Linked DNA regions of Homo sapiens: region 2 is linked to region 1. A link is a loop called in an ENCODE intact Hi-C map of the cell type or tissue named here. Cell type or tissue: PC-9. All regions are shown on one strand. Each heading gives the region's core, and the rest is flanking DNA. Links, peaks and the distances in the headings are about the cores only. Region 1 holds the start of LINC01399 (long intergenic non-protein coding RNA 1399). Region 2 has its middle 27 kb from the start of LINC02885.

Region 1 (12,380 bases), core at 1,608-9,607:
AGTGTGTAGTCAGGGGATCTCAACCAACTGAGAAGGTCTCTGCGTCTGTGTGAGTGGGTTCTGGAAAATCCAGCAGTTGGTGGGGCAGCAGTGCCCAGGGGCACAGGATGGGAGTTAAGGGCAGCAAGGGAATCTCCAGAAAACCCAAGTGCCTGGCGGACAGTCAGCTCCCATCTCATACCAAGCCAAAGATCATGAAGCCATAGGATGCTGTTAACAGGCACATAAGAACTGTGCTGACCCACTTTCCTTCTTTCCACACTTCTCTACCCAATACTCCACAGCAAAAGGAATCAGAAACAGCAGATCTTAGTGAAAAAGAGAAAAGGGCTATCCCCCTTCCCAAAGCCAGTGTCCTGTCTGCAGCTAGTCCCAGCTGGATGGGGGAAGGAGGAGTGTTACCTTGGGAAGAGACTCAGGTTCTGTTTTGCAACTCCCACTGACCATAGGGCTTTGTCTTGCCTCCAGTGACAGACAGAGTCATGGAGATGAGCAGAGTTTTCATCCAAGGACAGGGAAAGGACAGCCATCCTCCAGCCAGCATTAGAGGGACAGAGTGAAATAATAACAAAGTGGCTTTCATGAGTATCCCTTTAAGCACTAAATGTTCCGCATGCAATTTACACATCTAATAAGTACTTCCCATTGGTATTATGGTTACCATTTGTCTTATCATTGATTTGCTAGGTATAATGGTTTCTTATTGCCCCTAGAGGGACATGCTGTCAACAAGAATGTACCGGTGAGAATGGAGGCAGAAAGATCAGTTAGGAGGCAGCTATGGTAAGACATGATGTAGCAAATCCCGGGAACTGGCTACTCTAAGCCATCTGCACACCCCCTGCCCCTGCACACTCACTCGAGCCCCTCCCCAGTAAAAAAGACAAAGGCTCTCAATTAGGAGTTATGGCCTGGAATGAGGAAGTGACGCCTGGAGAAGCAGCAACTACCCTGTGACCACAAGAACCAGTGCCAACACTGAGGATACTGGAGTAGAAACAGGAGGAGGCACCAGGGTCCCTGATGACATTTTTGGGCATTTGTTCCAGTTCTGGACTGCCTGCCCCAGACTTCCTTTTGCATGTAATAATACACCCTTCACCTTTGTAAGCAATGGAGCTGTTTTCTGTTACTCAATGTCAGGCCTCTGGGCCCAAGACTGCACATACATATCCAGATGGCCTGAAGTAACTGAAGAATGACAAAAGAAGTGAAAATGGCCTATACCTGCCTTAACTGATGACATTACCTTGTGAAATTCCTTCTCCTGGCTCATCCTGGCTCAAAAGCTCCCCCACTGAGCACCTTGTGACCCCCACCCCTGCCAGACAGAGAACAACCCCCTTTGACTGTAATTTTCCACTACCTACTCCACTCCTATAAAACGGCCCCACCCCTATCTCCCTTTGCTGACTCTCTTTTCGGACTCAGCCCACCTGCACCCAGGTGATTAAAAAGCTTTATTGCTCACACAAAGCCTGTTTGGTGGTCTCTTCACAGGGACACACATGAAACTCAATCCTGACCAATATGAGGCATGAGAGCCTGGCCTAGAGAAGTTGTGGAGGACAGCGGAGAGGAAGTACTTAATACTTAGGAGGTGGTAGAATTGACAACACTTTATGCCTAACCAGACATGAGGGGAGGAGGAAGTCAGGGAGGAAAGAATGTCTTCCCCAACATAAGGAATACAGCAGGAGAAACAGGTTTCAGTGGTAAAATCAGAGGTGCATCATCATCATGTCAATAAGCTGCTTCAGACCGTATTGTTTTCCCCCGAATTCTTATATTGAAGCCTTAACTCCCAGTGAGACTGTATTTGGGGCTAGGGCCTTTGGGAGATAATTAGGCTTAATGAGGTCATGAGGGTGGGGTCCTCGTGATGGGATTAGTGCCCTTATAAGAAGAGAAACAGACATCAGCGCTCTCCCTCTGTCTTGTGAGGACACAGTGAGAAGGCAGCTTTCTGCAAGCCTGGAAAAGGGTCCTCACCAGACCCTACCACACTGCACCCTGATCTCAGACTTCCAGCCTCCAGAACTGTGAGAAATCAATGTCTGTTATTTAAGCCACACTGTCTATGATATTTCATTAGGGCAGCCTGAGCAGACTAATATGTAAATGCTGTGCATTGTGCTAAGAAAACAGGTTTTCCCTGTTGTCCCAAAATTCTGCATAAACCCCCAAACTAGGGACAATGGGCATGAAATCCTCTCACATTCTAAAAAGCACAGTGACATAGCCATGCAAGATGAGCCAAGAAAGGACAGAAGTACCTCTGCCCCACAGCCATCACCCCTTCCCAAGCCCCTCCAACCTTTATCAGCAAAAGACCTGGAGGAATTCCAGAGGACTCACTAGACAAGGGAGTATTTGAAATATGGGGAGAGCGCTGTGTCTTTTCGTTTCCTGCTGTACGGCCCTGGCTCCCACCCAAGCCAACTTCAAGAAAGTCATTTGCAAAGATTAGGGCTATGGCATCGTTTGGGTTCCCCAGAAGGAGACCTTGAGGCAAGAATCCAAGGACACGTGACTAACTTGAGAGATTATCCAAGGAAACTCCAGGAGGGGAATAAGAAAGAGCTGGAGAAAGAACGGCAGTGAAAAGGGTGTGGTTATTGAGAAGTGACCACTGTGGATGAGAGGGAATTCATCCTGCTGTGAAACACTGGGAGCTAGTGAGGAAGACGACTTTCAGAGTCATCCCACCAGGGGGCAAGGGACCTGGGCATTTATTAATACACGCCAACACTCACCAGTCATCATGGAGGGCTGCTGCTGTGGTGTTAATTTCCTGGTACTTAGGCCCACTACTCTGGCCCGGGGCCTGGCCACTGTAGAACGCCCTCAGGCAAAGAGATACAGGGGCTGCCCTGGAGGTTAGCCAGTGAGCACTTTAGCAGAGACAAGGAATGTAGGTAGGAGACATTGCCCACATCCCAGCATCTGCTAGGGGCTGCCTGAAAGAAAAGGACCCTAGATCTGTGTTTCTGCAGCAGACTCTCTGATCTGCCCCTTAAGTCTAACAGAACAGGGGAGAAAAGACCTGGAGCGAGGCACAGGGTAGGGGGTGGAGGTGCAGCAGCAGGCACTCCCACTATAGCATGGCAAAGATGCGTGAGTCTCCCACAGGCGGAGAGAACACCACTGAAGGACCAAGACTTGAGCAATTTCCACGTCCAAAGATCCTAATCATTACCCAAGGAGACTTGAGTGGCAAGAAGCTGTGGGCTCCCCCTGGCAACGATGGGGGCTAATGGGGTGGTCAGGGCTCCCACAAGAGCTCTTCACGAGGACCTCTGAAGAACCCACACAGGCACCCTGAGAAACAGCTAGCATCCTGCCCATTGCTCCCAACCTTTCCCATCCCTCTCCCGGCGCAGGTCTCTGGGGCTGGGTCAAGCCTGAGCGGGAGGGTGGGAAAGAGGAGCATTAAATGAAAAACCAGATTGAAGTACTTAGCTGCAAATGACCAAAAATCTCAAGGATCTGCCTACGATATTGTAAGAAAGATAAGAGTAGAGCAGAATATGCCCCCACCTGGTTCAGACAGTTCAATACATCCTTGATAACAACCAGCTATTGAGTACCAGACACACAGCGAGGTGTTCCTCAGGGCTGAGCTCATCTAATCCTCTCAGCAACCTTAGGGGAAGGTGTTACTGTCCCTACTGTACAGCTGAGAAGTGTGAGGCTTAGAGAAGCTACACAGTTTGCTCAGGATCATACAGGCAACGCATAGCAGAGTCTAAATTCAAACTCGGACCATTTTCATTCTGGTGCCTTGTTCATCAACTGGTAGGTAAATTATGGTATACCCATACAATAGAATACTAGTCAGTAACAAGAAGAAATGAATGACAGATGCATGACGGAACCTGGATGAATCACAAAAACGTTATGCTGAATGAAAGCAGGCAGACACAGAAGACTACTTTCTGTAGGATTCCATGTATATGAAATTCTAGAAAAGGCAAAGCACAGTGCCAGGGAACAGATCAGTAGTTGCCAGAAGCCAAAGACTGGAGAAGAAATGGGGCATGGGAAGCTTTCTGGGGTGGTAAAAATGTTCTATACCATGGCCAGATTCTGTGGCTCATGCATGTAATCCCAGCACCTAAAGGTGTTAGCAGAGCCAAGGAGGCTCTAGCCATGTGAGGGCATGGGCTGGAGAGGAGGACAGAACTAGAGAAATAAAATGAAATGACAGGTGGTAGAGTTGAGAAAGGGATGGACAGGGAGCAAATCCTAGAGTAAACATCTGACTGAAAAGAGACTTAGAGATGAACTCTAATCCAATGCCTGCCCCCACCTTTAAAGTTGGGGAACTGAGACCCAAAGAGAAGATTAAAGCAGCGGCAGTGGTGCTGGGGGGGCTGTTTACCTCTGTATTGGTCCATTTCACACGACTCTAAATAACTGCCTGAGACTGGGTAATTTATAAAGAAAAGAGATTTAATTGACTCACAGTTCCACGTGGCTGGGGAGGCCTCAGTAAACTTACCATCATGGCAGAACGGGAAGCAGCCATATCTCACACGGCAGCAGGAGAGGACGCTTGTGAAGGAAGTGAAGGGGGAGGAGCCCCTTATAAAACCATCAGATCTCGTGAGAACTCACTCACTATCACGAGAACGGCATGGGGGGAACCGCCCTCATGATCCAATCACCTCCCACCTGGTTCCTCCCTCAACACCTGGGGAGTACAGGTCAAGATGAGGTTTGGGTGGGGACACAGAGCCTAACCATCTCAACCTCCTTTATTTCATTCTTTCAACAAACATTTACAAACAGCTTGTTCTACATAGCAGACAGTCCAAGTCAAACAGGGCAGAGCCCCTGCTCTCCGGGAGTCCACAGCCGGAAGACGGACAGCCAGATGCCCTGGAAATTTACACTTCATGATGCTCAAGACGCTCAATGTCCCAGTCCCCCAGGCTGAGTTACCAAAGTATTGACATAAGAAAGGGGACTACAGATTTGAGGAGCCCGCAACTTATTCAGGAAGCCCTCTTATGGGAAAATGATACGAAATTATAAATGCAAAGTTAGGTACAAAAGCAGAAGGGGTCTGTACAGGTGAGAAGTCCTGAAGCTTAAGCTTCTTTAGCTTTTACAGCAATTCCTTCCCTGACCACACCTGAATTCAAGGGCAAAAACATACTTCTGAACTGGGCCAACAGCGCCCTCTAGCGGACCCACAGAGGAAGGCCTCAAGGAGCTCTGAGCTTTGGACACACCCACGCAGGCAGCGTAAAGCCAAGCAGGTAAATTTGGCCATCGGCTTCCTAGACACTTTCTCATCAGCCCATAGACCTGCCCTTCCTAACCCTAGAGGTGTGCAATTATTATTAGAAGCTTAGAGCTCAGCGTCCAGATGGACAGTTCCTTGTAGTTCCTTGATTTGGGGCAGGTAACTTAACCTTTCCACGTTTGTTTCCTTTACTGCAAATAAGTTGTGTCATAATGAGATTAAGTAAGTACCTACTTCAGAGGATGGTTGTAAAAATTAAATGAGATGACTCACTTTTATGATGTCTCTAAAATTAATTTTAAATAGACTCACTTATAAGTGCTTTATACAAAGGGCACTTTGATGTGTAATTTTTATTATTATTATTATTATTATTATTATTATTGAGACAGAGTCTCTCTGTTGCCCAGGCTGAGTGCAGTGGCGCGATCTCGGCTTACTGCAACCTCCATCTCCCAGGTTCAAGCGATTCTCCTGCCTCAGCCTCCCGAGTAGCTGGGACTACAGGCGCCTGCCACCACGCCTGGCTAATTTTTGTATTTTTAGTAGAGACGGGGTTTCACCATGTAAGTTATTTTTTAAGGAAAATGTATTCACCTGGCCATATTTTCTGCTTCTTCATGAACTCTTCTGAAGAAATTACCCTTACTACACACTCACAAAGGACCACGCAAGGCCCAGTTACACGGTGCAGGGTAGAGACAAGGTGTGTCTGTCTCATCCACCATTCCACAGACCCCTAAAGAGTGAGGTGGGAGTTTATTCATCTCCCCATTCCCCCCAGCACATCCCTGGCTCATGGCCCATCACAGGAAAAGTCACTTCATGGATCAATGTCTGGAGAGGGTACAATGTCGGTGTGAGATGAATGAATACTAAGTGAGTACTCTTCATGTTTTCTTCTAACTTTATATTTTAATATAATTTCAGATTTAGAGAAAAGTTGCAAGAATAATGAAGGATGAATTATCAGGGGCTCTTCTTCCAAATTCCCCAAAACATGCACATTAAACTCAGGGCCTTCTGTGTCCTCTGCCCCTTTCTCTCTCGATATGCTTGAGTGTGTGTGCATCATCTTCTGAACCATCTCCAGTTAGTTGCAGATGTGGTCCTCTTTTGCCCCCAAATCTTCAGTACATAGTTCCTAAAAAGAAGGACATTCCCTTATATAACTGCAATTCACTTATCAAAATCAGGAATTTGGCATAAATTCAATACTATTATCTACCCTGCAAACCTTATTTAGATTTTACCAACTTGTCCCAATAATGTCATCTACCCAAAAGAAAATCCGAGATCGTGCATGGCATTCCACTGTTACCTCCTTTCAATCCGACCAGATTCCTCCCTCAACACCTGGGGGGTACAGGTCAAGATGAGATTTGGGTGGAGACACAGAGCCTAATCATCTTAACCTCCTCTATTTTATTCATTCAACAAGCATTTACAAACAGCTGACCCTAAGCAAGCAACTGGAATTGAAAGACCAGCAGGAAAGTAATGGGATATCAACCCTCCCTCATCACACCATTTGCTTTTTACTTATTTATTTGCAACCGTAGTTTTACATATGATAAGTTCCTCCAAAGAGAAGAGGGAAGAGAACTCTGATCCCTCCCCTCTGAAGTTTAAATTATTAAAATACACCTTATGGACTGGGGTAGCCTCAACTGGAGCCCAATTGCTGAAAGGACAGGACAGACCCTGGGAGGAAGTTTGCCCTGGGATGGATAGCTGGGAATTAAGGGGCATGATGATAGGAGCCTGGACAAGTAACCAGGAATCAACCCTGAGAATTCTGTCCTCAGAGAATTCTGATCCATCATAACCCATTCATGGTCCAGCCACCTGGCACTGTGGTCATGCCTTGGAGACAAGATATGGTGTCCATCCTCAAGGAACTCATCACTGAAGAGCTCCTGGGACACTTGGGGACCATGTTTGTCATGTGATCATGTGCTTGCCAGGTGACTCCCCTGACTAAGCATAAGCAAAGAGCTGAGGAAGGTGAAGCTGTGCTCACAGGAGGTGGGCAGCTCTGCTGGAGCCATATCACTGCAGATATTCTGAAAATCACAAGGTCATCAGGGAAGGGTTCTTCAGGCAAGGAGAGGCAGAATGAAAGCCAAATCCTGAGACTGCGCAAGAACCTCTGGGCACCTGGGAAAATTTGGGGAACTAGAGAAAGCTGGACCCCTTCTGAGTAAATTAAGTGAGGGCTCAGAGCTGTTGCCATTTGAACAGGCTTCTATAGGAGAGACTGTGCTTGGGTCCAGGGAATGGAGAACTTCAGAATTAACATTCCCTGAATCCTTGGTCATTGCAATAGAGTTATCAGCCTTCAGACAGAAGGAAAGAGGGAAACAAAACTTGTCTCTTGGAATCCAAGTTCCCAGACACCAGCCAAGGACCAAACCCACAAGTAGCCTTTTCTAAGGACAGCAGTCTTCACTCTTTTCTACACATAGATCTTTTTACTGTGGCTGCTTTTTGAGATTTTCTCTTCATCATTGGTTTTAAGCAATTAGATTATGATATACCTTGATGCAGTTTTTACGTTTGAGGGTTTGGAAATTTTTGACCCATTATTTCTGCAAATTTTTTTTAGTATTCGTTCTCTATTTTTCCTTCCAACTTTTATTTTAGGTTTAGGGTACATGTGCATGATTGTTACATGGGTAAATTGTGTGTCACAGGGGTTTGGTGTACAGATTACTTCATCACCCAGGTAATAAGCATAGTACACAATAGGTAGTTATTTGATCCTCACCCTCTTCCTACCCTACACCTTCAAATAGGCCCCAGTGTCTACTGTTCCCTTCTTTGAGTCCATGTGCACTCATTGTTTAGCTCCCACTTGTAAGTGAGAACATGCGGCATTTGGTTTTCTGTTCCTGTGTTGATTTTCTCAGGATAATGACCTCTTGCTCCATCCATGCTGCTGCTGCAAAAAAACATGATTTTGTTATTTTTGTGGCTGTGTAGTATTCCATGGTATAAACGTACTACATTTTCTTTATCCAATTTACCATTGATGGGCACCTAAGTTGATTCCACGTCTTTGCTATTGTGATAATGAATGCTGTAATGAACATATACGTACATGTACCTTTATAGTAGAATGATTTATACTCCTACAGGTATATACCCAGTAATGAGATTGCTGCGTCAAATGGTAGTTCTGTTTTAAGTTCTTTGAGAAATCTCCAAATTGCTTTCCACAGTGGCTGAACTAATTTACGCTCCCACCAGCAGTGTATAAGCATTCCCTTTTCTCTGCAACCTTGCCAGCATCTGTTAGTTTTTGGCTTTTTAATTAGTCATTCTGACGGGTGTGAGATAGTATCTCACTGTGGTTTTGATTTGCATTTCTCTAATGATTAATGATATTGAGCATTTTTTCATATGCTTGTTGGCTGTGTGTTACATCTTCTTTTGAAAACTGTCTGTTCATGTCCTTTGCCCATTTTTTAATGGGGTTGTTTGGTTTTCGCTTGTTAATTTGTTTAAGTTCCTTATAGATTCTGGTTATTAGACCCTTGTTGGATGCATAGTTTGCAAATATTTTCTCCTATTCTGTAGGTTATGCAGAAGCCCTTTAGTTTAATTAGCTTCCATTTATCCATTTTTGGTTTTATTGCAATTGCTTTAGGTGTCTTTGTCATGGAATCTTTGCCAGGGCTTATGTCTAGAATGGTATTTCCTAGGTTACCATCAGACCTGCCTTACAAGAGATCCTTAAGGGAGGGCTAAATATGGAAACGAAAAACTATTACCAGCCACCACAAAAGCACACTTAAGTACACCATTGACGCCATGAAGCAACTACACACTCAAGTCTTTCTCCTCATCCAGGTACTCAAATTACATTTACGTTAAAATTAAAATTGTCCCACAGCTCACTAAAATTCTTCATTTAGGGGTCTTTCTTCTATGTTTCATTTTGGATGGTTTCTATTGCTATATCTAAAAAAAAAAAACTTTTCTTCTTCAGTGTCTAAATGGCTATTAATTCCATTTAGTGCATTTTTCATGTCAGGCATTGTAGCTTTCATCTCTAGAAATTTAATCTGAGTCCCTTTTTTGACATTTTGACACCTTTATTGAAGTATCTTCTAGAATTTTTATAGTTTCAGGTCTTAGGTTTAAGTCCTTAATCCATCTTGAGTTGATTTTTGTATAAGGTGGGAGATGAGTATCCAGTTTCATTCTCCTACATGTGGCTTGCCAATGATCCCAGCACAATTTGTTGAAAAGTCTGTCCTTTTCCAACTTTAGGTTCTTGTTTGCTTTGTCAAAGATCAGTTGGCTGTAAGTATTTGGGTTTATTTCTGGGTTCTCTATTCTGTTCCATTGGTCTATGTGCCTATTTTTGCACAAGTACCCCACTGTTTTGGTGACTATGGCCTTACAGTATAGTTTGAAATCAGGTAGTGTGATGCCTCCAGATTTGTTCTTTTTGCTTAGTCTTGCTTTGGCTATGTGGGCTCTTTTTGGTTCCATATGAATTTTAGAATTTTTTTTCTAACTCTGTGAAGAATGATGGTGGTATTTTGATGGGGATTGTGTTGAATTTGTAGATTGCTTTTGGCAGTATGATCATTTTCACAATATTGATTCTACCCATCCATGAGCATGGGATATGTTTCCATTTGTTTGTGTTATCTATGATTTATTTCAGCAGTGTTGTGTAGTTTTCCTTGTAGAGGTCTTTCATTCCTAAGTATTTTATTCTTTCTTTTCAGCTATTGTAAAAGGGGTTGAGTTCTTGATTTGATTCTCTGCTTGGTCGCTGTTGGTGTATAGAAGAGCTACTGATTTGTGTACATTAATCTTGTATTGGAAACTTTGCTGAATTCTTTCATCAGTTCTAGGAGCTTTCTGGAGGAGCCCTTAGGGTTTTCAAGGTAACTGATGATATCGTTAGCAAACAGCAACAGTTTGACTTCCTCCTTACCAATCTGGATGCCCTTTATTTCTTTCTCTTGTCCAATTGCTCTGGCTAGGACTTCCAGTACTATGTTGAAGAGGAGTGGTGAAGGTGGGCATCCTTGTCTTGTTCCTGTTCTCAGAGGGAATGCTTTCAACTTTTCCCTATTCAGTATTATGTTGGCTGTGGGTTTGTCATAGATGGCTTTTATTACATTAAGCCTTTGCATGCCGATTTTGCTGAGGGTTTTAATCATAAAGGGATGCTGGATTTTGTTGAATGCTTTTTCTGCATCTGTTGAGATGATCATGTGATTTTTGTTTTTAATTCTGTTAATGTGGTGTATCACATTTATTGACTTGCATATGTTAAACCATCCCTGCATCCCTGGTATGAAACCCACTTGATCACAGTGGATTATCTTTTTGATATGTTGTTAGATTCAGTTAGCTAGTATTTTGTTAAGGATTCTAGCATCTATGTCAATCAAGGATCTCAGTCTGTAGTTTTCTTTTTTGGTTGTGTCTTTTCTTGATTTTGGTACTAGGGTGATGCTGGCTGCATAGAATGAATTAGGGAGGGTCCCTTCTTTCTCTGTCTTGTGAAATGGTATCAAAAGGATTGGTATCAATTCTTCTTTGAATGTCTGGTAGAATTCTGCTGTGAATCCACCTGGTCCTGGACTTCTTTTTGTTGGTAATTTTTTAATTACTGTTTCAATCTTGCTGCTTGTTATTGGCTGTTCAGGGTATCTAATTTTTCCTGATTTAAGCTAAGAGGGTTGTATTTCTCCAGGAATTTATCCATCCCTTCTAGATTTTCTAGTTTATGCATGTAAAGGTGTTCATAGTAGCCTTGAATGATCTTTTGTATTTCTGTGGTGTCAGTTGTAATATCTCCTGTTTCGTTTCTCAGTGAGGTTATTTGGATTTTCTCTCTTCTTTTCTTAGGTAATCTTGCTAATGGTCTATCAATTTTATTTATCTTTTCAAAGAATCAGCTTTTTGTTTCATTTCTCTTTTGTATTTTTTGTTTGTTTCAATTTCATTTAGTTCTGCTCTGATCTTGGTTATTTCCTTTCTTCTGCTGGGTTTGGGTTTGGTTTTTTCTTGTTTCTCTAGTTCCTTGAGGTGTGACCTTAGATTGTCTCTTTGTGCTCTTTCAGACTTTTTGATGTAGGCATTTAGGGCTATGAACTTTCCTCTTAGCACTGCCTTAGCCGTATCCCAGAGGTTTTGATAGGTTGTGTCATCACTGTCATTCAGTTCGAAGAAGTTTTAAATTTCCATTTTTATTTTGTTTTTGACCCAATGCTCATTCAGGAGCAGGTTATTTAATTTCCATGTATTTGCATGGTTTTGAAGGTTCCTTTTGGATTTGATTTACAGTTTTATTCCACTGTGGTCTGAGACAGTGCTTGATATAATTTCAATTTTCTTAAATTTACTGAGGCTCATTTTATGGCCTATCATATGGCCTAACTTGGAGAAAGTTCTATGTGCTGTTGAATAGAATGTGTATTCTGCAGTTGTTGGATGACATGTTCTGTATATGTCTGTTACATCCATTTGTTCCAAGATATAGTTTAAATCCATTGTTTCTTTATTGACTTTCTATCTTGATGACCTATCTAGTGCTGTCAGTGGAGTACTGAAATTCCCCACTTTTATTGTATTGTTATCTACCTCATTTCTTAGGTCTATTAATAATTGTTTTATAAATTTGGGACCTCTAGTGTTAGATGCATATACATATAGGATTGTGATATTTTCCTGTTGGACAAGGCCTTTTACCATTATATAATGTCCTCTTTGTCTCTTTTAACCGCTGTTGCTTTAAAGTTTGTTTTGTCTGATATAAGAATAGCCACTCCTGCTTGCTTTTGGTGTCCATTCGCATGAAATGCCTTTTTCCACCCCTTTACTTTAAGTTTACGTGAGTCCTTATGAGTTACGTGAGTCTCCTAAAGGCAGCAGATAGTTAATTGGTGAGTTCTTATCCATTCTGTGGTTCTGTATCTTTTAAGTGGAGTATTTAGGCCATTTACATTCAATGTTAGTATTGAAATATGAGGTACCATTGCATGCATCATGCTCTTTGTTGCCTGCATACTTTGGGTTTGTTTTTCGGTTGTGCTTTTTAAACTTCTATTTTTGTTTTATAGGTCCTGTGTGATTTATGCTTTAAAGAGGTTCT
Region 2 (12,380 bases), core at 2,963-10,962, 210 kb before region 1:
ACGGGAGGTTGAGTGTTATTATAACACAAAAGAGGGCAGAAGTGGCAAGGGCAGAAACCCAGGAGGGACCCTTACCCAGGTTCCTATTGGCTGCCGCACAGGGAGACCAGCTGGGGCATCTCCTCTGGCAGCTCAGAGCCAGGGGTGCTGCCAGGGTGTGGCTAACCGGGTGGAGTGGGAATGAATAGGATCATGCCTGTGGCCTGGCACAGGGAGGTCACCAAGGCTTCCCTGCTTTGTCCCTCACCCCCTGTGATCTCTTCACAGAGAAGCCAGAGGGAACCTTTTGTAAAATAAGTGAGATCATGCCATATCCCTGCTGTCTGCCCTCCCACAGCTTCCCAGTACCCCTGGGATCAAATCCCATGTCCTTGCTGTGGTCCATCAGGCCCTACATCAGCTATGGGGTCTGCTCCCATGCCACGATGGTCCTCACTCTAAGACCCAGGATGATGGAGAGTCACTATCCAGAATGTAGCAGATGACTTGCCAGACGGAAAAGAGAACGTGGCAAAGCATGAACGCTGGCATACATAATTCTGTGCAGACTTTATTCTGAATGAATGAAGCCCACATTCAATGGGACCCGGAAGTATGATCATCTTGCAGGAAGGGAAGAAGAGGATGGTGACCAGTAGTAATCAGTCTTCCAGAGGCTAAGAGCTCTGTTTTGATTCTCTATCCGTAGTCTCTAAAATGGTGCCTAGCTTGATTAGGTGTTCAATTAATATTTGTTGGATGGATGACAACATCCAGGGATGACCCCAAGGTTAGATGGCAGTTTGACTTCCTTCCCGTGTTCTGAGCTGATGCTGTTCCAGATCAGATAGGCTCAATGGCTTCTGACATATCCATGGAAGCTATGGAAGCCAGAAAAGCTAGCAGTGAATCTGACAACAGCCTTAGGTGCCCAGAGCCGGAAGGAAGTGTCAAGGGTGTTCCCAGTAAAGGAGTCCCTCCCAGTGAAGGCATCCCTCCCAATAAGGGAGTCCTCTTGTCCTCACACAGAATCCTCCTGGGGTGGGAATAGGGTTCTAGGCTTTGGCAGGGAAACCCCAGGCAGGGTTTTCTGTGCAGGCCACTAATACAGACACTCAAGAGCCTAAGGACCCTGAGTTTAGCACTCAGACACCCAGGCCAGGATGGGTCTCTCAGAAGACCTGGGCCAGAAGGCAGCTGGGAAACCAGGACCTCATCAGAGTTTGGAAAATGGGCACACAGTTAACAAAAGAAAGAAAAAAAAGTTGGTGGGGGCGGGGATGCTCCAGGGAGCAGATGATGATTCTGAGCCCCAGAGCAGGGCAGTGACTTACCCCAGGTCACACAGCAGGGCCAGGGTTTGAACCCAGAATAGCAGAAACCACAGCAATAATGATGATGCCAGTAATCATAGCTAACCCTTCCTGAACTCTTATCATCTGCCAGGCACTATTATAAGCACTTTTCATACATAACTCACCTAGTAATTTTATGAGGTAAGTATTGTTATTCATCTCCATTTTATAGATGAGAAAACCGAGGTGCAGAGAGGTTAAGTGATTGATCCAAGCTCACACAGCTACGAAGTAGAAGAGCTAGAATTCGAGACTGGGTCTCTTTTGTCTCCCTGACTCCAGCCTCCATGTCTTTATTCTTTTTATTTGTAAGATACATACATACATATATATATAAATTTTACTTTAAGTTCTGGGATACACGTGCAGAACATGCAGGTTTGTTAATGTGGCGTGGTGGTTTGCTGCACCTATCAACCCATCATCTAGGTTTTAAGCCCGGCATGCATTAGGTATTTGTCCTAATGCTCTCCCTCCCCTTGCCCCCAAACCCCTGACAGACCCCGGTGTGTGATGTTCCCCTCCATGTGTCCATGTGTTCACATTGTTCAACTCCCACTTATGAGTGAGAACATGTGGTGTTTGGTTTTCTGTTCCTGTGTTAGTTTGCTGAGAATGATGGTTTCTAGCTTCAACCATGTCCCTGCAAAAGACATGATCTCATTCTTTTTCATGTCCAGCCTCCATGTCTTTAATTGCTATGATACTAATACTATATTAGACTAGTGACCAGCCATGCTCATTATAGATCCAGCAGATGAGATCAAAGTCAGCCAAAATTAGAGTTGGGGACCCAGGCCTGGGGAACCAAAGTATCCAGAGTGAGGGAAGAAGACCCAGGAAACCTGAACCAAAGGTCAGAGCAGGGCCAGTGACAGGGCCAACGGGACTGCGAGCCTGGAGGAGAGGACTCCAAATGGAGAGCTGGAATACCAAAAACGCCATTCATGTTGCCCTTTCTACATACAGGGCAGCCCAGACTCTCATTAGGAACTACCTCATTTAATCTTCACAACAGCCCTGTGTAGTGGGGACAGTATTACCCCATTTTAGTAACAAGGAAGCAGAGAGGACACAGAGAGGTTAAGTAACTTGCACAGGGTCACACAGCGAGTCACCAAGGAGTCAAGATTTGAACTGGGGTCTGGCTCTACATTTCACCACCACATTGCAGGGAAGAGTGAGGTCCCAGGCACAGAACTGCGTGAACACAGCCAGCTGGCCACAGGGCCCTGGTTGAGCACATCTGGGAACAGCAGTGCTGTGCTTCATTAGGCTCAGTCATCCAGAAAGTGTTCCTAGCCTTGGGAGATTCTGGATTATCTAGGGCTGAAGCTGTCCCTCCTGGTAAGCTTCTCCCACGAACCTTACCTCTGGCCTCGATGGTCACAGTGATTAAACCTACCCACCCACTCGCTGCATGTCCTCTTCTGCATTTTTAGTGTCCCCCTGCTTTGGCTGGGCATCCGGCCCCTCACCCTCTCCTCCTCGTCCTCTGGATAAAGGCTGCCATGCCAGCATCCCCTCAAGCCCAGCAGTCCTGGTTCCCCAGACACCACTTCCCAGCACACGGCCTCAGAAGAGACGCCCAAGCAGCTCAGTGTCTTCTAAACACACACCCTGATTTTTCACACAACTACTGCCAGTTTTCTGTTACATCAGGGAAAGTAGGCGAGGGTTTATTTTCCCAGATCCTCCAAAGAATGCCCCTGAGCACATGCAGGCTTGTTCTTTCCTGGACTCATAAAACATGGTATTTACACAGGTGTGACGCAGGGTGCCGCCCAGCTGAGCCTCTCTCCCACCCAGCCAGCGTTCAGTATCCAGAGCTTGCATCTGCCCATCTGGGCCAGGCTCGGTGCATCTGTCCCCATGGAGCTGTCCCGGTGGAAGTTCTGCCCCCACTGCTTTGTCCTAAAGCTCCCTAATTCTTCTTTTCAGAATCTTTGCCCGCATATATCCTCTGGACAGGGCTGGAACAGGACAGCAACTGTCAGAGTGTGCCCTGCAGAATGGCTGGAGTCAATGGGAATGAAGCGGGAGAGAGAGAGTGGATTCCATGGTCAAGTGAGACTGAGAAGCTCTGGGTAAGACAAAACCACATCGGTTCCTTTACTGTCCGACTTCCCAGGGCCTTGAGTGTTCCCAAGTGTATTAGAAATCTACTAGGGCCAGGCGCGGTGGCTCACGCCTGTAAATCCCAGTACTTTGGGAGGTCGAGGCAGGCGGATCACCCGAGGTCAGGAGTTCGAGACCAGCCTGGCCAAGATGATGAAACCCCATCTCTACTTAAAATGCAAAAAATTAGCCAGGTGTGGTGGCGTGCCCCTGTAATCCCAGCTACTCAGGAGGCTGAGGTGGGAGAATTGCTTGAACCCAGGAGGCGGAGGCTGCAGTAAGCTGACATCACACCACTGCACTCCAGCCTGAGTGACAGAGGGAGACCCCCATCTCAAAAAATAAAAAAAGAAAAAGAAGTCTAATAAAGGGACATTGTTTGATTCAATAAATATTTATTGAGCACCTATTATGTCCCGAGCATTGTTTTAGGCACTGGAAACACACCAGTTGATAAAATAAACCAAAAATAGAATTATTTGTTGACAGACAAGAAATACAGGAAATAAGTAATATACCGAGAATGTTAGAAGGTGATCCATGCTACAAAATTTTTTTTAAAGCAGGATAAGACAGATGAAAGGGCCACGGAGGAGGCGCAGGTTGCAGCTGTAAATAGGGTGGTTGGACTAGATCCCATTGAGAAGGTGGCGTCTGAGCAAAGGCCTGGAGGACATGGAATGAGCCAGCCAGGCAGAGAGGATGAACTAGCCAGTGTAAATGCTCTCAGAAAGGGTATGTTCGGGGCACAGAGGAGGCCAGTGTGGCTAAGTGGAGGGGGCCAGGGGACAGTGGCTGGGGATGAGCTAAGGGAACTGATGGGGCAGACTGTGTAGAGACAGTCCCTCAGCTTTGGCACTATTGACCTTTGGGCTGGATAATTCTTTGTCGTAAGGGCCTGTCTCGTACATTGCAGGACATTGGCCGGCATCCCTGGTCTCTACCCACTCAAAGCCAGTAGCACCCTCCACCCAGTTGTGACAAGCAAAAATATCTCTAGATATTGCCAAGTGTTTCCTGGGGGGCAAAATTGGCCCCAGTGAGATTCGAGGCATGGAGAAGTGAAGTCACTTACCCAAGGTCACTTTGACTCATACCAATCTCATACCATGCTAACCCATAAGGCGGGCCACTGCTCCCGAGTGCAGAGTCCTGAAGTTCTGTGTGAGGGAGCAGCCTGGGTGGAGCTGTCTTCTCTCCACCAGAGCATGCCCACACAGCAAGCATCCTCCAGCCGTGCCTGGTCCTCCTGACCATGTCTGAGCTCTTGTCCCTCCCCTACCCAGCAAACTTACACATCCTTGTTCTCATTTCTGTTCAAGGCAAGGTTCCAGGAAACGGCGGGGCCCTAGAGCATGAGGTAGGCAACCTGCTGAGACCCCCAGTTGCCGACCGAGGCTGGCCTGCTCTTGAACCTGGTTCTGCCTCTTCCCAGCTGTTTGGCCCTGCAAGACAGATGAGGATGTTAATTTAACCTGCAGCACGTGACTGTGGTGAGGCTTAAATGAGAAAACGTTCATGAACCCATCTAGCAAAGCGCCCAGCACTGAGTAGGCTCCTAGATACTGGTTTCTTTCTAACACCTTGTCACAGTTTCCTAGCCCTGCCATAACAAACGACCACAAATTGGGAGGCTTAAACCAGCTTATTTTTATTCTCTCACAGTTCTGGAGGCTAGCAGCCTGAAATTGAGGTGTTGGCAGGGCCACGCTCCCTCTGAAGGATCAGGGAAGGATCTTTCCTTGTCTCTTCCAGTTTTTGGGTTCCCTTGCTCATGGCAGCATCACACCAATCACTGCCCCATCTTCACATGGCATTTTTTTTTTTTTTTGAAACAGAGTCTTGCTCTGTCGCCCAGACTAGAGTGCAATGGTGCAATCTTGGCTCACTGCAACCTCTGCCACCTGGGTTCAAGCAATTCTCCTGCCTCAGCCTCCCAAGTAGCTGGAATTACAGGCGCCTGCCACCATGCCCAGCTAATGTTTTGTATTTTGAGTAGAGACGGGGTTTCACCATGTTGGCCAGGCTGGTCTCAAACTCCTGACCTCAGGTGATCCACCTGCCTCTGCGTCCCAAAATGTTGGGATTATAGGCGTAAGCTACTGCGCCCGGCCCTTGACACAGTATATGTGTCTCTCTGTGTCCCCTCCTCTTATAAGGACACCAGTCATTGAATTTAGGATCTACCCTTCCCCCACCAAGGGAGGCCATGGGCAGGTCTTCCTTTCTCACAGTCTGTGCCTGTGTTTCCCCTCCTGCAAGCATGACCTTCCTGGTCCCCGGGCCCCAGGTGTTCTGGGAATATCCTGGGGCTGACCTCAGGCAGGAGAAAGGAGTTTGCTTCCCTGACATTTTTTATTCTGGATTAACCCAGCGAATCTTTGGGGACTGCGAGGGCACGGACACGGTAGAATCCCAGGTGGAAGAAGGCAAAGTGGGCGGGAGGGGAGAACTTGCATGTTTTAACCTTTTTCCTGCACCCAACCCCGCCATCCGACGCCAAGCTTCCAGTCAAACCTGAGACCACAGCTCCCCCTGGCGGTCAGCGCGAGCCCGCACCGCGGCTCTCCTGTGCTCACGCAGCCCTGCGCGGCGGAGGTGGCTGGAAATGAATTTAGCGTCAGCACAGTTATTTAAATTGTTTTAATTAATCACAGATTGAGCAGTAAATGAACCACTAAGTGGAGAGAGCGCGCGGGAGCAAGCGAGAAAGAGGTGAGGGGAGGAAGGCAGAGCCTAGGTGATGGCTCGAAAAAGCACAGACAGCTTCAGAGTGGGGCAGGAGGAGGGGGTACAGGCACAGGTCGCAGAGCTGTGCCCCCCACTCCTGGTGCCACACGTTGGGGCGGGGGGCATTCCAGCCCCAGTGGGGTTAGAAGGAGCGCAGAGCCTTGGGGCTAGGGCCTGCCTTCTCCCTTGACAAAAACGTTGAAAGGGGCCGGGCGCGGTGGCTCAAGCCTGTAATCCTAGCACTTTGGGAGGCCGAGGGGGGCGGATCACGACGTCAGGAGATCGAGACCATCGTGGCTAACACGGTGAAACCCCGTCTCTACTAAAAATACAAAAAATTAGCCGGACGTGGTGGCAGGCACCTGTAGTCCCAGCTACTCGGGAGGTTGAGGCAGGAGAATGGTGTGAACCCGGGAGGCAGAGCTTGCAGTGAGCCAAGATTGCGCCACTATACTCCAGCCTGGGTGACAGAGCGAGACTCCGTCTCAAAAAAAAAAAAAAAAAAGGTTGGAAGGTTGGCTAAAGAGAAGACAAAGCAGGAAGGGGGAGTAAACTTAGTAAATTTTTTTATTATTATTATACTTTAAGTTCTGGGATGCATGTGCAGAACGTGCAGGTTTGTTACATAGGGATACATGTGCCATGGTTTGCTGCACCCATCAACCTGTCATCTACATTAGGTATTTCTCCTAATGCTGTCCCCCGCCCAGCCCCACTCCCCAACAGGTCCCCAGGTGTGATGTTCCCCTCCCTGTGTCCATGTGTTCTCACTGTTCAGCTCCCACCTATGCGTGAGAACATGCAGTGTTTGGTTTTCTGTTCCTGTGTGAGTTTGCTGAGAATGATGGTTTCCAGCTTCATCCACGTCCCTGCAAAGGACATGAACTCATCCTTTTTTATGACTGCATAGTATACCATGGTGTATATGTGCCACATTTTCTTTATCTAGTCTGTTATTGATGGGCATTTGGGTTGGTTCCAAGTCTTTGCTATCGTGAATAGTGCTGCAATAAACATATGTGTGCATGTGTCTTTATAGAATGGTTTATAATCCTTTAGGTATATACCCAGTAATGGGATTGCTGGGTCAAATGGTATTTCTGGTTCTAGATCCTTGAGGAATCGCCACACTCTTCCACAATGGTTGAACTAATTTACACTCCCACCAACAGTGTAAGAGCATTCCTATTTCTTCACATCCTCTCCAGCATCTGTTGTTTCCTGACTTTTTAATGATCACCATTCTAACTGGCATGAGATGGTGTCTCATTGTGGTTTTGTCTGCATTTCTCTAATGACCAGTGATGATGAGGTTTTTTTCATATGTTTGTTGGCTGCATAAATTTCTTCTTTTGAGAATTGTCTGTTCAAATCCTTTGCCCACTTTTTGATGAGGTTGGTTTTTTTCTTGTAAATTTAAGTTCCTTGTAGATTCTGGATATTAGCCCTTTGTCAGATGGATAGATAGCAGAAATTTTCTCCCATTCTGTAGGTTGTCTGTTCACTCTGATGATAGTTTCTTTTGCTATGCGGAAGCTCTTTAATTAGATCCCATTTGTCAATTTTGGCTTTTGTTGCAATTGCTTTTGGTGTTTTAGTCACAAAGTCTTTGCCAATGCCTATGTCCTGAATGGTATTGCCTAGGTTTTCTTCAAGGGTTTTTATGGTTTTAGGTCTTACATTGAAGTCTTTAATCCATCTTGAGTTAATTTTTTTATAAGGTGTAAGGAAGGGGTCCAGTTTCAGTTTTCTGCATATGGCTAGCCAGTTTTCCCAACACCACTTATTAAATAGGGAATCCTTTCCCCATTGTTTGTTTTTGTCAGGTTTGTCAAAGATCAGATGGTTGTAGATGTGTGGCATTATTTCTAAGGCCTCTGTTCTGTTCCATTGGTCTATATACCTGTTTTGGTACCAGTACCATGCTGTTTTGGTTACTGTAGCCTTGTAATATAGTTTGAAGTCAGGTAGCGTGATGCCTCCAGCTTTGTTCTTTTGCTTAAGGTTGTCTTGGCTATACAGGCTCTTTTTTGGTTCCATATGAAATTTAAAGTAGCTTTTTCTAATTCTGTGAAGAAAGTCATTAGTAGCTTGATGGGGATAGCATTGAATCTATAAATTACTTTGGGGCAGTAAGGCCATTTTCATGATATTGATTCTTCCTAACCATGAGCAGGGAATGTTTTTCCATTTGTTTGTGTCCTCTCTTATTTCCTTGAGCAGTGGTTTGTAGTTCTCCTTGAAGAGGTCCTTCACATCCTTGTAAGTTGTATTCTAGATATTTTATTCTCTTTGTAGCAATTGTGAATGGGAGTTCACTCATGATTTGGCTCTCTATTATTGGTGTATAGGAATGCTTGTGATTTTTGCACATTGATTTTGTATCCTGAGACTTTGCTGAAGTTGCTTATCAGCTTAAGGAGATTTGGGGCTGAGACGATGGGGTTTTCTAAATATACGATTGTGTCATCTGCAAACAGAGACAATTTAACTTCCTCTCTTCCTATTTGAACACCATTTATTTCTTTCTCTTGCCTGATTGCCCTGGCCAGAACTTCCAATACTATCTTGAATAGGAGTGGTGAGAGAGGGCATCCTTGTCTTGTGCCGGTTTTAAAAGGGAATGCTTCGACTTTTGCCCATTCAGTATGATATTGGCTGTGGGTTTGTCATAAATAGCCCTTACTATTTTGAGATACATTCCATCAATACCTAGTTTATTGAGAGTTTTTAGCATGAAGCGTTGTTGAATTTTATCGAAGGCCTTTTCAGAATCTATCGAGATAATCATGTGGTTTTTGTCATTGGTTTTGTTTATGTGATGAATTATATTTATTGATTTGCATATGTTGAACCAGCCTTGCATCCCAGGTATAAAGCCAACTTGATTGTGGTGGATAAGCTTTTTGATGTGCTGCTGGATTCAGTTTGCCAGTATTTTATTGAGGATTTTCACATCAATGTTCATCAGAGATATTGGCCTGAAATTTTCTTTTTTTGTTGTGTCTCTGCCAGGTTTTGGTGTCAGGATGATGCTGGCCTCATAAAATGAGTTAGGGAGGAGTCCCTCTTTTTCTAATGTTGGAATAGTTTCAGAAGAAATGGTACCAGCTCCTCTTTGTACCTCTGGTAGAATTGGGCTGTGAATCCATCTGGTCCTGGGCTGTTTTTTTGGTTGGTAGGCTATTAATTACTGCTTCAATTTCAGAACTGTTATTCGTCTATTTAGGGATTCAACTTCTTCCTGGTTTAGTCTTGGGAGGGTGTATGTGTCCAAAAATTTATCCATTTCTTCTAAGTTTTCTAGTTTATTTGTGTAGAGGTGTTTATAGTATTCTCTGATGGTAGTTTGTATTTCTGTGGGATCAGTGGTGTTATCCCCTTTGTCATTTTTTTGTGTCTATTTGATTCTTCTCTCTTTTCTTCTTTATCAGTCTGTCTAGCGGTCTATGTATTTTATTAATGTTTTCAAAAAACCAGCTCATATGTTCATTGATTTTTTGAAGGCATTTTTGTGTCTCTATCCTTTCAGTTCTGCTCTGATCTTAGTTATTTCTTGTCTTCTGCTAGCTTTTGAATGTGTTTGCTCTTGCTTCACTATTGCTTTTGATTGTGATGTTAGGGTGTTGATTTTAGATCTTTTTTGCTTTCTCCTGTGGGCATTTAGTGCTATAAATTTCCCTCTAAACACTGCTTTTGCTGTGTCCCAGAGATTCTGGTACATTGTGTTTTTGTTCTCATTGGTTTCAAAGAACTTATTTATTTCTGCCTTAATTTCATTATTTACCCAGTAGTCATTCAGGAGCAGGTTGTTCAGTTTCCATGCAGTTGTGTGGTTTTGAGTGAATTTCTTAATCTTGAGTTCTAATTTGATTGCACTGTGGTCTGAGAGACTGTTATGATTTCCATTCTTTTGCATTTGCTGAGGAGTGTTTTACTTCCAATTATGTGGTCAATTTTAGAATAAGTACTATGTGGTGCTGAAAGAATGTATATTCTGTTAATTTGGGGTGGAGAGTTCTGGAGATGTCTATTAGGTCCACTTGGTCCAGAGCTGAGTGCAAGTACTGAATATCCTTGTTAATTTTCTGTCTCGTTGATCTGTCTAATATTGACAATGGGGTGTTTAAGTCTCCCACTATTATTGTGTGAAAGTCTAAGTCTCTTTGTAGGTCTCTAAGAACTTGCTTTATGAATCTGGGTGCTCTGTATTGGGTGCATATATATTTATGATAGTTAGCTCTTCTTGTTGCAGTGATCCCTTTACCATTATGTAATGCCCTCCTTTGTCTTTTTTTTATCTTTTTTGGTTAAAAGTCTGTTTTATCAGAGAATAAGGATTGCAACCCCTACTTTTTTTTTCTATTTGCTTGGTAAATATTCCTCCATTCCTTTATTTTAAGCCTATGTGTGTCTTTTCAATGAGATGGGTCTCCTGAATACAACACATGGGAGTTCTCGACTCTTTATCCAATTTGCCAGTCTGTGTCTTTTAATTGGGGCATTTAGCCCTTTTACATTTAAGGTGAATATTGTTATGTGTGAATTTGATCCTGTCATCATGATGCTAGCTGGTTATTTTGCCCGTTCGTTGATTCAGTTTCTTCATAGTGCCAATGGTCTTTAAAATTTGGTATGTTTTTGCAGTGGCTGGTACTGGTTTTTCCTTTCCATATTTAGTGCTTCCTTCAGGAGCTCCTGTAAGGCAGGCCTGGTGGTGACAAAATCTCTCAGCATTTGCTTGTCTGTAAAGGATTTTATTTCTCCTTCGCTTATGAAGCTTAGTTTGGCTGGATATGAAATTCTGGGTTGAAAATTCTTTTCTTTAAAAATGTTGAATATTGGCCCCCACTCTCTTCTGGCTTGTAGGGTTTCTGCAGAAAGATCCGCTGTTAGTCTGATGGGCTTCCCTTTGTGGGTAACCCAACCTTTGTCTCTGGCTGCCCTTAACATTTTTTCCTTCATTTTAACCTTGGCGAATCTGACGATTACGTGTCTTGGGGTTGCTCTTCTCGAGGAGTGTCTTTGCTTTGTTCTCTGTATTTCCCAAATTTGAATGTTGGACTGTCCTGCTAGGTTGGGGAAGTTCTCCTGGATAATATCCTGCAGAGTGTTTTCCAACTTGTTTCCATTTTCCCTGTCACTTTCAGGTACACCAATCAAACATAGGTTTGGTCTTTTCACATAGTCCCATATTTCTTGGAGGTTTTGTTCGTTCCTTTTTATTCTTTTTTCTCTAATCCTGTCTTCTTGCTTTATTTCATTAAGTTGATCTTCAGTCTCTGATATCCTTTCTTTCTTCCACTTGACCAAGTCAGCTGTTGATACTTGTGTATGTTTCACGAAGTTCTCATGCTGTGTTTTTCAGCTCCATCAGGTCATTGATGTTCTTCTCTAAACTGGTTATTCTAGTTAGCAATTCCTCTAACCTTTTTTCAAGGTTCTTCACTTCCTTGCATTGGGTTAGACCATGCTCCTTTAGCTCAGAGGAGTTTGTTATTACCCACCTTCTGAAGCCTACTTCTGTCAAGTTGTCCAACTCATTCTCTGTCCAGTTTTGTTCCCTTGCCTGCGAGGAGTGGTGATCCTTTGGAGGAGAAGAGGCTTCCGGTTTTTGGAATTTTCAGCCTTTTTGCGCTGGTTTTTCCTCGCCTTTATGGACTTATCTACCTTTGGTCTTTGATGTTGGTGACCTTCTGGTGGGGTTTTTGTGTGGACATCCTTTTTGTTGATGTTGATGCAATTTCTTTCTGCTTGTTAGTTTTCCTTCTAACAGTCAGGCCCCTCTGCTGCAGGTCTGCTGGAGTTGCTGGAGGTCCACTCCAGACCGTTTGCCTGGGTATCACCAGCAGAGGCTGCAGTACAGCAAAGACTGCTGCCTGTTCCTTCTTCTGGAAGCTTTGTCCCAAAGGGGCACCCGCCAGATGCCAGCCAGAGCTCTCCTGTATGAGATGTCCGACCACTGCTGGGAGGTGTCTCCCAGTCAGGAGGCGCAGGGGTCAGGGACCCACTTGAGGAGGCAGTCTGTCCCTTAGCAGAGCTCAAGCACTGTGCTGGGAGATCCGCTGCTTTCTTCAGAGCCACCAGGCAGGAAAGTTTAAGTCTGCTGAAGCTGCGCCCACAGCTGCCCCTTTCCCCAGGTGCTCTGTCCCAGGGAGATGGGAGTTTTATCTATAAGCCCCCGACTGGAGCTGCTGC

Evidence for each region. Hi-C counts contacts between places; a loop is a spot of excess contacts. Peaks named below come from ENCODE experiments on the same cell type or tissue, not always from the same donor. Only the 100,000 strongest peaks of a DNase experiment are listed, where the experiment ranks them.
Region 2: a loop joins it to region 1, with 8 times the contacts of the local background. A loop is called at or near these places in 2 of 110 quality-filtered maps.

Annotation. Positions count from the first base shown.
Region 1 is chr22:35,226,494-35,238,873 of GRCh38, forward strand. LINC01399 (long intergenic non-protein coding RNA 1399) reads right to left here and starts at 4,563. Exons shown (of 6, transcript NR_126356.1): 1 at 4,505-4,563. It overlaps LOC105373017 (a long non-coding RNA gene), which reads right to left. Exons shown (of 4, transcript XR_938210.3): 4 at 6,150-6,398. In PC-9, for the core only: CTCF peaks have their summits at 5,188 (motif pointing left) and 5,389; a DNase peak (open chromatin) is centred at 5,188; H3K4me3 peaks cover 995 bases; H3K27me3 peaks cover 5,847 bases.
Region 2 is chr22:35,018,239-35,030,618 of GRCh38, forward strand. No RefSeq gene overlaps it. Among named protein-coding and RNA genes, the nearest start is that of LINC02885, 27 kb to the left of the region's middle. RefSeq lists an enhancer at 5,668-6,258. In PC-9, for the core only: CTCF peaks have their summits at 5,997 (motif pointing left) and 6,207; a DNase peak (open chromatin) is centred at 5,963; H3K27me3 peaks cover 1,636 bases.